2 separate regions of the Homo sapiens genome follow, and region 2 is linked to region 1. The links are chromatin contacts, found by Hi-C or POLR2A ChIA-PET in ENCODE. All regions are on one chromosome and are shown on one strand. Each heading gives the region's core, a stretch centred on a gene start or an enhancer-like site at or near the end of the contact. The rest is flanking DNA. Distances are from core to core; before and after follow the strand shown.

Region 1 (3,677 bases), core at 1,073-3,572:
ACATATTCTGGATTTGCTTTGCCTGTTCATCTTGTTTCTGCCAGCACCACCATGCATGGATTAACAGAATGCCTTCCTCACCATCCTAATACTCCACTCAGTACTGCTTCTGATCAAAAGATGAGCAGCAATGGCCTACTGCCCATGGAACAAACTGATTTTTTTGTTGTTTTTCTTTTTCTTTTCTTTTCTTTTTTTTTTTTGAGACGGAGTTTTGCTCTGTTGCCCAGGCTGGAGTGCAGTGGCGCAATCTCGGCTCACTGCAAGCTCCGCCTCCCGCGTTCAGGCCATTCTCCTGCCTCAGCCTCCGGAGTAGCTGGGACTACAGGTGCCCGCCACCACGCCCGGCTAATTTTTTGTATTTTTAGTAGAGACGGGGTTTCACCTTGTTTGCCAGGATGGTCTTGATCTCCTGACCTCGTGATCCGCCCGCCTCGGCCTCCCAAAGTGCTGGGATTACAGGCGTGAGCCACCGCGCCTAGCCTTCTTTTTCTTTTTTCTTTCTTTTCTTTTCTTTTTTTTTCTGAGATAGAGTTTCACTCTTTTTGCCCAGACTGGGGTGCAATGGTGCGATCTCGGCTCACTGCAACCTCTGCCTCCCCAGTTCAAGCAATTCTCCTGCCTCAGCCTGCCAAGTAGCTAAGATTACAGGCACCTGCCACCACGCCTGGCTAATTTTTGTATTTTTAGTAGAGACGGGTTTTCACCATGGTGGCCAGGCTGGTCTTGAACTCCTGACCTCAGGTGATCCGCCCACCTTGGCCTCCAAAAGTGCTGGGATCACAGGGGTGAGCCACTGTGCCCAGCCCTTGTTTGTTTTTAAGGCAGGATCTCGCTCTGTCACCCAGGTTGGAGTGCAGTGGTGTGATCTCAGCTCACTGTAGCCTCAAACTCTTGAGCAGGTGATCCTCCCAGCTCAGCCACCCAAGTAGCTAGGACTACAGACACACACCACCACACCTGGCTAATTTTTATTTTATTTTATTATTTTGTTTTGTTTGAGACAGGGTCTCGCTTTGTCGCCCAGGCTGGAGTGCAGTGGTGAGATCTCGGCTCACTGCAACCTCTGCCTCCACGGTTCAAGTGATTCTCTTCCCTCAGCCTCCCAAGTAGCTGGGATTATAGGCGCCTGCCACCAAGCCCGGCTAATTTTTGTATTTTTAGTGAGATGGGTTTTCACCATGTTGGCCAGGCTGGTCTCGAACTCCTGACCTCAAGTGATCCACCTGCCTTGGCCTCCTGAAGTGCTAGGATTACAGGTGTGAACCACTGCGCCCAGCCATGCCCGGCTAATTTTTGAATTTTTAGTAGAGACGGGGTTTCACCATCTTGGCCAGGCTCGTCTTGAACTTCTGACCTCGTGATCCACCTGCCTAGGCCTCCCAAATTGCTGGGATTATAGGCGTGAGCCACTGTGCCCGGCCTCACTTTTTTCTTTTCTTTTTCTTTCTTTCTTTTTTGAGACGGAGTCTCGCTCTGTCACCCACGCTGGAGTGCAGTGGTGTGATCTCGGCTCACTGCAACCTCCGCCTCCCGGGTTCAAGTGATTTTCCTGCCTCAGCCTCCTGAGTAGCTGGGGGTTACAGGTGTGCGCCACCACGTCTGGCTAATTTTTGTATTTTTAGTAGAGATGGGTTTTCGCCCTGTTGGCCAGGCTGGTCTCGAACTCCTGGCCTCAACTGAGCCGCCCGCCTTGACCTCCCAAAGTGCTGGATTACAGGCGTGAGCCAACACGCCCGGCCCCTGAGGTCACTTTCGCGGGGCAGAGGGTATGAAGCTGCGGAGAACAGGCTCGAGCGCTGCGGAGCCGGGAATTACTGAGTCCCGCGACGCGCGGGCAGGACTGGCACTGTTTTTTCCAGCTCGCGGGCTCTCAGTTCATAGTATGACATCCCCACCCATCGGCCCGGAGGCTGCTGAGCACTAACCCGATTTGTTTTCCAAAGTGCCACGCTTCACCCACTCGGCAGGATATGCGGCACCTTCAGGGCCGCAGCTGCAGCTCGCGGGCTCCAGGCGTTCGCATGGCTGGGCCAGGCGCTGGAGGCGGCCCTCACCCGTGGGACGGTGCCCCCCAGGCCCCGGGACGGAAAGGAGCTGCGGCGACGGCGGGAGAGGGCCCTACCCCCGGCGAGGCTGAGGCCTCAGGAGCGGACCTCACTGCAGGCAGCCCGGGAGGGAACGGCGGGGGAGTCCCGGGTCGTGGGGGTGACCCAGCCAGGGCTGGCGGAGAAGGGCCCGTAAGGTCGGCAAACCTGGGAGAGCGCGGGTGGCTGGAACCCCCTGTGCAGGCGGCCGCGTGGGGGCGGACCCGGTGGGCGTGGCGAGCTCCGGGGGCGTGGCCTGGGCCTTGGGGCCGCGTCACGTGACAACGACCGAGGCTAGAGGTGCTGTTGGGCGAACGCGAGGCGTCTGAAAGGATCAGTTTCGCGTTTTGGGGAAAGTTCTCTCTGGCACCTGGGGCTGGGGAGGGCGAGCCGGAGGAAGAGAGCCCGGGTGAGGCGGCGATTTCAGAAATGCCTGAAAAGGGAGAAGCCCGCCCCGGAGCCACGACAGTGGGGACGCTGGAGAGATGCTGGGGACCGGCCTCCACGACCTGGGGGGGAGGGGGGAGGGGACGAGCGGCGGGCACCCTGAACCCTTAGTCCTCGAGGCCCTGACAGCGACCCTCCCTCATGCTGCCCCCGAGGAGGAGTTGGAAGGAGCAGCTGGCCCCACGCCCCGTTTCCCGAGACTGCGGGCAGCGCTCCTCAGGAGTGTGTCCGGGGCCGGCTACTTCCTCCACTAAGAGACGAGTCGCCCGGGCCGCAGGAAGGGCCTGGTGCGCGGCCATCTGCTGACCAGTCTGGAGCTAGCGTGGTGGCTTCGGCTGCGCTGACAGTGATGCCACCGAGGTCTCTTACACACCAACAAGCTTCACAGGCCCCTCACCCAGCTAAGCCCGGGCATGGCATGCCTTGAGGGTATCCGAGGCTGTGACATCTTAGCAGAAATCCAAGCTAGCCCTCCCCACCCCCTCCACTCTACCTCCCCTTCACTTGGAATCAGAACTGTTCTATTTCAGCTCCAAATGTGATGATGATGACCAAATAAAATCCACCGTGAATTGAGCCCTCACTGTGTGTGCCCGGCTCTGTGCTAAACATTTGTCATGCGTTCTCTCACATAATCCCCGGACCTCCTACCACTTTCGTTATTTTTGCCTTGCCAGCACTAATTGTAAAACTGAACTCTTATTATTACGATGTTTTAATTGACTCAAATTTAGAGGTGTTATACGAAATCACAGGTTTGATGTGTAATGTTTCTTTTACTAATTCATATACAACATATAGACCTTGCAAATGTTTGAAACTGGCCGGGCGTGGTGGCTCACGCCTGTAATCCCAGCACTTTGGGAGGATGAGGCGGGCGGATCACCTGAGATCAGGCGTTTGGGACCAGCCTGGCCAACATGGCGAAACCCTGTCTCTACTAAACATACAAAAATTAGCCAGGCGTGGTGACACGCACCTGTGGTCCCAGCCACTCGGGAGGCTGAGGCACGAGAATCACTTGAACCCGGGAGGCAGAAGTTGCAGTGAGCCAAGATTGTGCCACTGCACTCCAGCCTGGACAACAGAGCAACTCCGTCTCAAAAACTAAAAATACATACATACACACATTTAACAAATTGG
Region 2 (3,673 bases), core at 51-2,550, 3.5 Mb before region 1:
GACAAAAGCAAGCAAAAGATGGACTGCACACACAGAAGATGGACTATATGTATTCCAGCTATGATCAAACATCACTTCCACAAAGGTGAGTGTTCAGGAATTCAACAAGGCCAAAATCAGTGATTACATTACTTGTGGAAAGAGTCATTCATACATGGTTTCAAATTGAAAGAGGAAAAGATACATAAGCAATATCCGGAGAAAGTAATATGTCTCCAAGTGAAAAAGAAAACCCCAAAGGAATACAGTTATTTCAGCTGCAACAGTAACCTTCCACTAACACTTTTATTCAGTCGTGTATAAATTTACAACGCACATACACTTCAAAAAAGACTCTACAAGAGATACTTGCACAAGGAAAAGACTAAAAATAGAAAACAAAAAACCATGAAATCTCGGGGGTAGCAAACATACCAAACACCTACAGTTACTATTAAACTGGGTAAACTTGGCTTTGAGTTTCCTAAAAGTTATAGTAAAAAGGAACGTTAAGACGTTTTCATTTTAGAAATTAAGTTATCCTTCACTCTACTGCAGAGAACAAGAACGTCAAGTGCTGTCAGTTTTCCTATTTTGTCAAAATGTCCAAAACGAATTCAACGATGCCTGACTTTCTAAGTTCAATACCATAGAACCGCCATCGCGACAGCTACAAAGTGCATAACAGGTGTTTGCTGAACTGGCTACAAAGACAACCGAGATGCTCTCCCCGGCTCCGCCAGAGTTCGGCTCTCCGGGCCTCCAACCGCCCTTACCGGGCAATGCGAAGTCCAGGGCGGACAGCACAGCCCTGCCAGCACTCCCTGCCCAGCAGAAAGAGACCAAGCAACAAGAACCAGGGGAGAGCAGCTAGGAGCCAGGAGGGAGTTCGCCTTCGCGAATGGAGCGTGCCGAAGCCGCTCCAGCCCAGAGTCTGCTGGCGGCACCGGAACTGGGCAGGGTTGGGGGGCCCCCCATCTGGGCCCGGCCTTAGGTAGGGGGATCTCCTCTGGACCAGCCCCGGGTGGGGGGACTCACCTCGGGACCTGGCTGCCCGCAGGGGCTGACCGCAGGTGGGGGACTCACCTCGGGATCCGGCCCGGTAGGGGGCTCAGCTCGAGACAGCTCCGGGTAGACAGGGGAGGACGGCGGCAGCGGCGGCGGCTGCTGTCCCGGTGCGGCGGAGGCCGCTGTACGGGTCCCGCGTCCCCACCACGTGGGACCGGTACCCGCGCTCCTTCCGCCGGACGCCGGCGGCGCAGCGGGGAGGGGCTGCACGCACGCCAGGCGTCGCCAGCCGAGCGCCGAGGCGCCTCGCCCATTGGCGGAGACGGTTGCGCGTTGGAGGCCCGAGCGGCCCAGCCCGCGGCCCGCTCCGTGTCAGTCAGTCATGGAGCGGCCGCCCAGAGCGGCGGCGGGGGCGGCGGGGCGCGGGGCGCGGGGGCCCAGCTGAGCCGGCCGTCGGAGTGAGACCCTGCGGCAGAGACGACGGAGGCGGAAGCAACCCGATCCCGGAGGCGGCGGCGGCGGGGGGAGCCGGAGCCGCCTGGGATGTTCAGTGAGTGCCGGGAGCACGGGCGGGGAGGGCCGGGAGGGTCGCGAGGCGCGCGCGCGCGCGGGCGGGCGGGGGCCGGGGCGGTGGGGCCTCGGCGGGGCGCGCCTTGGCTCCCGCCGGCGGGCGGTGGGGGTGGGGCGCGGGAGGCGGGGCTGGGGGGCGGCGGGCGGCTCTGCGCGGGCGCGACGGCCGCGCCTCCGCCCTCGGCCTCCCGAGTCCCGGGCTGCGGCCGGCGGCGTGGCCTGCAGTCGGCGGCTACACCTGGACTGGCGTCGCGTTCCTGCGCAGGGGTGGGTCCTGCGGGTTGGATGCCGGGCTCGGGGAGGAGGTGGCGGGCGCCCGCGGGGAAGGTATCCCAGTGCCCGACAGCCAAGCAGGGAGCACGGCTCCACAGCTCCTTTGCATGTAGGGGAAAAGGAAATGTCTTTGCGGCGAAGTCGGGATTCAACTTTGCACATGGTGATCGTGCGTGGGTGGGTGTGGAGTCGATCTCCGCGTGTGACACGGGGGAGCCAGAGTTAGACTAGCTGCTGCAGGAGAGTGCTTACCTGCAAGGGTGTCTCTCGGGGCTCGTTGCCTCATGACAGCAAGGTAAGGTTGGTGCGCCCATGGTGTGGGACGGGTTCACCACCTCCAGCTCGCGAAGCTGCCAGGCTTTTGAAAATGTATTCGATAAGGCGTTGGTCCGAAGTGAGTGGATGGTTAGAAACAGTGGTGTCATTTTAGACTTAGCGGAAGTGGAGTGCAGGAACGCTACATGCAGTTCTCCCATCAGTTGTGAAAGTCGTTGTAATGCGGATCTCGCAGTCTTTGTGGTTCTGGGATCAGAAGGTAAGTGCCAGTCCCATGCAGTGTCTGTCTTAAATTACTGTACCTAAACTGACCTTGCAGATTGGAATCTCGGAATGGTGACTCCTGCTAACAAGCAGTTGGGAGCTGTGCTGAGAGGAACATTAAGTGCGGAGCGTGTCTTATATCAGGCGATTCAAGTGTGCCAACACCTGAGTTGGGGATGTAGGGGAGGACACGGAGGCTGTGCCCCAGTTCCTGGTCACAGCTCTACTTGGAAGGGGGAGTAGGAAAGGGAGTTTTGTGCTTAATAGGTTAAATGCATCTGGCCACATCTTTAAACTTTGGAACAGCATAATGTAGTGGATAGAGCTTGGTGACAGTAGACCTAGGATGGAAACCATGTAGCCATCTGCATAACCTCTCTGAACTGTAGTTTCCTCATCTATAAAATGCGATGATAAGGAATAACTTAAACGTGGATTTTTTTTTATCTTTAAGAGACAGGGTGCCTCTATGTTGCCCAGGCCTGGGCTCAAGCAGTCCTCCCGCCTCAGCCTCCCAAAAAACGACCTTTTTAAAGGTACCCAGAAAAAGAATGATGTGTATGAAAATAGCTAAATGTTAGCTATTATCGTTTCCTTTTTGGCAAAATACCTTCTAGGTTCCCTGTAGTCCTAAGTTTTTGCGTTAAATGGAATATATGCTAATTTTTTAATGAATCGTAAATTCTTCCTGCCTTAAAAATCAGCGCTAAGCTAGAAAATTAAAAGGTGGGCTTGTTTTGAGTATTTTTCTTTGTCATCAACAACAAATTAAATTAGTGTATCTTGGAATAGTTTTGTTGCTCCTGCCTGTAAATGTGAGGCTTATGTGAGCTTCTGTCACTGTGAAACTAGGTAAAGGCCTCACTTAACTACTCAGTAACTGGTTTTTGGTTTTGCAAGCAATATATTAGCACCTGTGAAGGACATCTCTGGGGAAAGAAAGGGGGTTTTGTTTCTGCTAATTTGTTTTGCTGGAAGGGAGCTCTAGGGGTCATCTGTTAAACCAGTATTACTCAGTGGACAGTACTAGAAGTCACGTTTCCAGCCTGTCTTGTATGTGACTGGTGGCTTCTCAGGTAGTAAGTGTTCTGATCATTCTCTCAGCAAGCTTCTAGTAAGCATTCATTGTTGTGCTCCCTCAGGAAGCCCCTGGTCACATGTAGAATCCTTTGAGCAGCAAGATGCTGTAGAAGGTGAGAGCTCAGACCCTTCAGCCAGGTGTCCTGAGTTCCCATCCTGGCACTGTGTAACTTCTTTGCGCCTCAGCTTTCCCATCTGAAGAACGTTACCTACCTCATAGGTT

The links. Hi-C counts contacts between places; a loop is a spot of excess contacts on that map. ChIA-PET counts read pairs that join two places held with the same protein, here RNA polymerase II (POLR2A).
Region 2: a map of uterus shows a loop between it and region 1 (12-fold over the local background). The contact joins the promoter of TAF5L here to the promoter of LINC01703 in region 1. A Hi-C loop is called at or near these places in 1 of 168 maps with a recorded cell type or tissue (uterus). POLR2A ChIA-PET finds 5 or more read pairs at or near these places in 1 of 52 experiments (Panc1).

The regions. Positions count from the first base shown.
Region 1 is chr1:226,082,220-226,085,896 of GRCh38, reverse strand. LINC01703 (long intergenic non-protein coding RNA 1703) reads right to left here and starts at 2,322. Exons shown (of 4, transcript NR_146920.1): 1 at 1,929-2,322. RefSeq lists silencers at 1,922-2,501, 2,612-2,661 and an enhancer at 2,476-3,343.
Region 2 is chr1:229,623,749-229,627,421 of GRCh38, reverse strand. It overlaps TAF5L (TATA-box binding protein associated factor 5 like), which reads left to right and starts at 1,300. Exons shown (of 5, transcript NM_014409.4): 1 at 1,300-1,537. URB2 (URB2 ribosome biogenesis homolog) reads right to left here and starts at 1,175. Exons shown (of 10, transcript NM_014777.4): 1 at 1,066-1,175. RefSeq lists enhancers at 602-681, 2,342-2,391, 3,236-3,673 and silencers at 872-1,571, 1,662-1,851.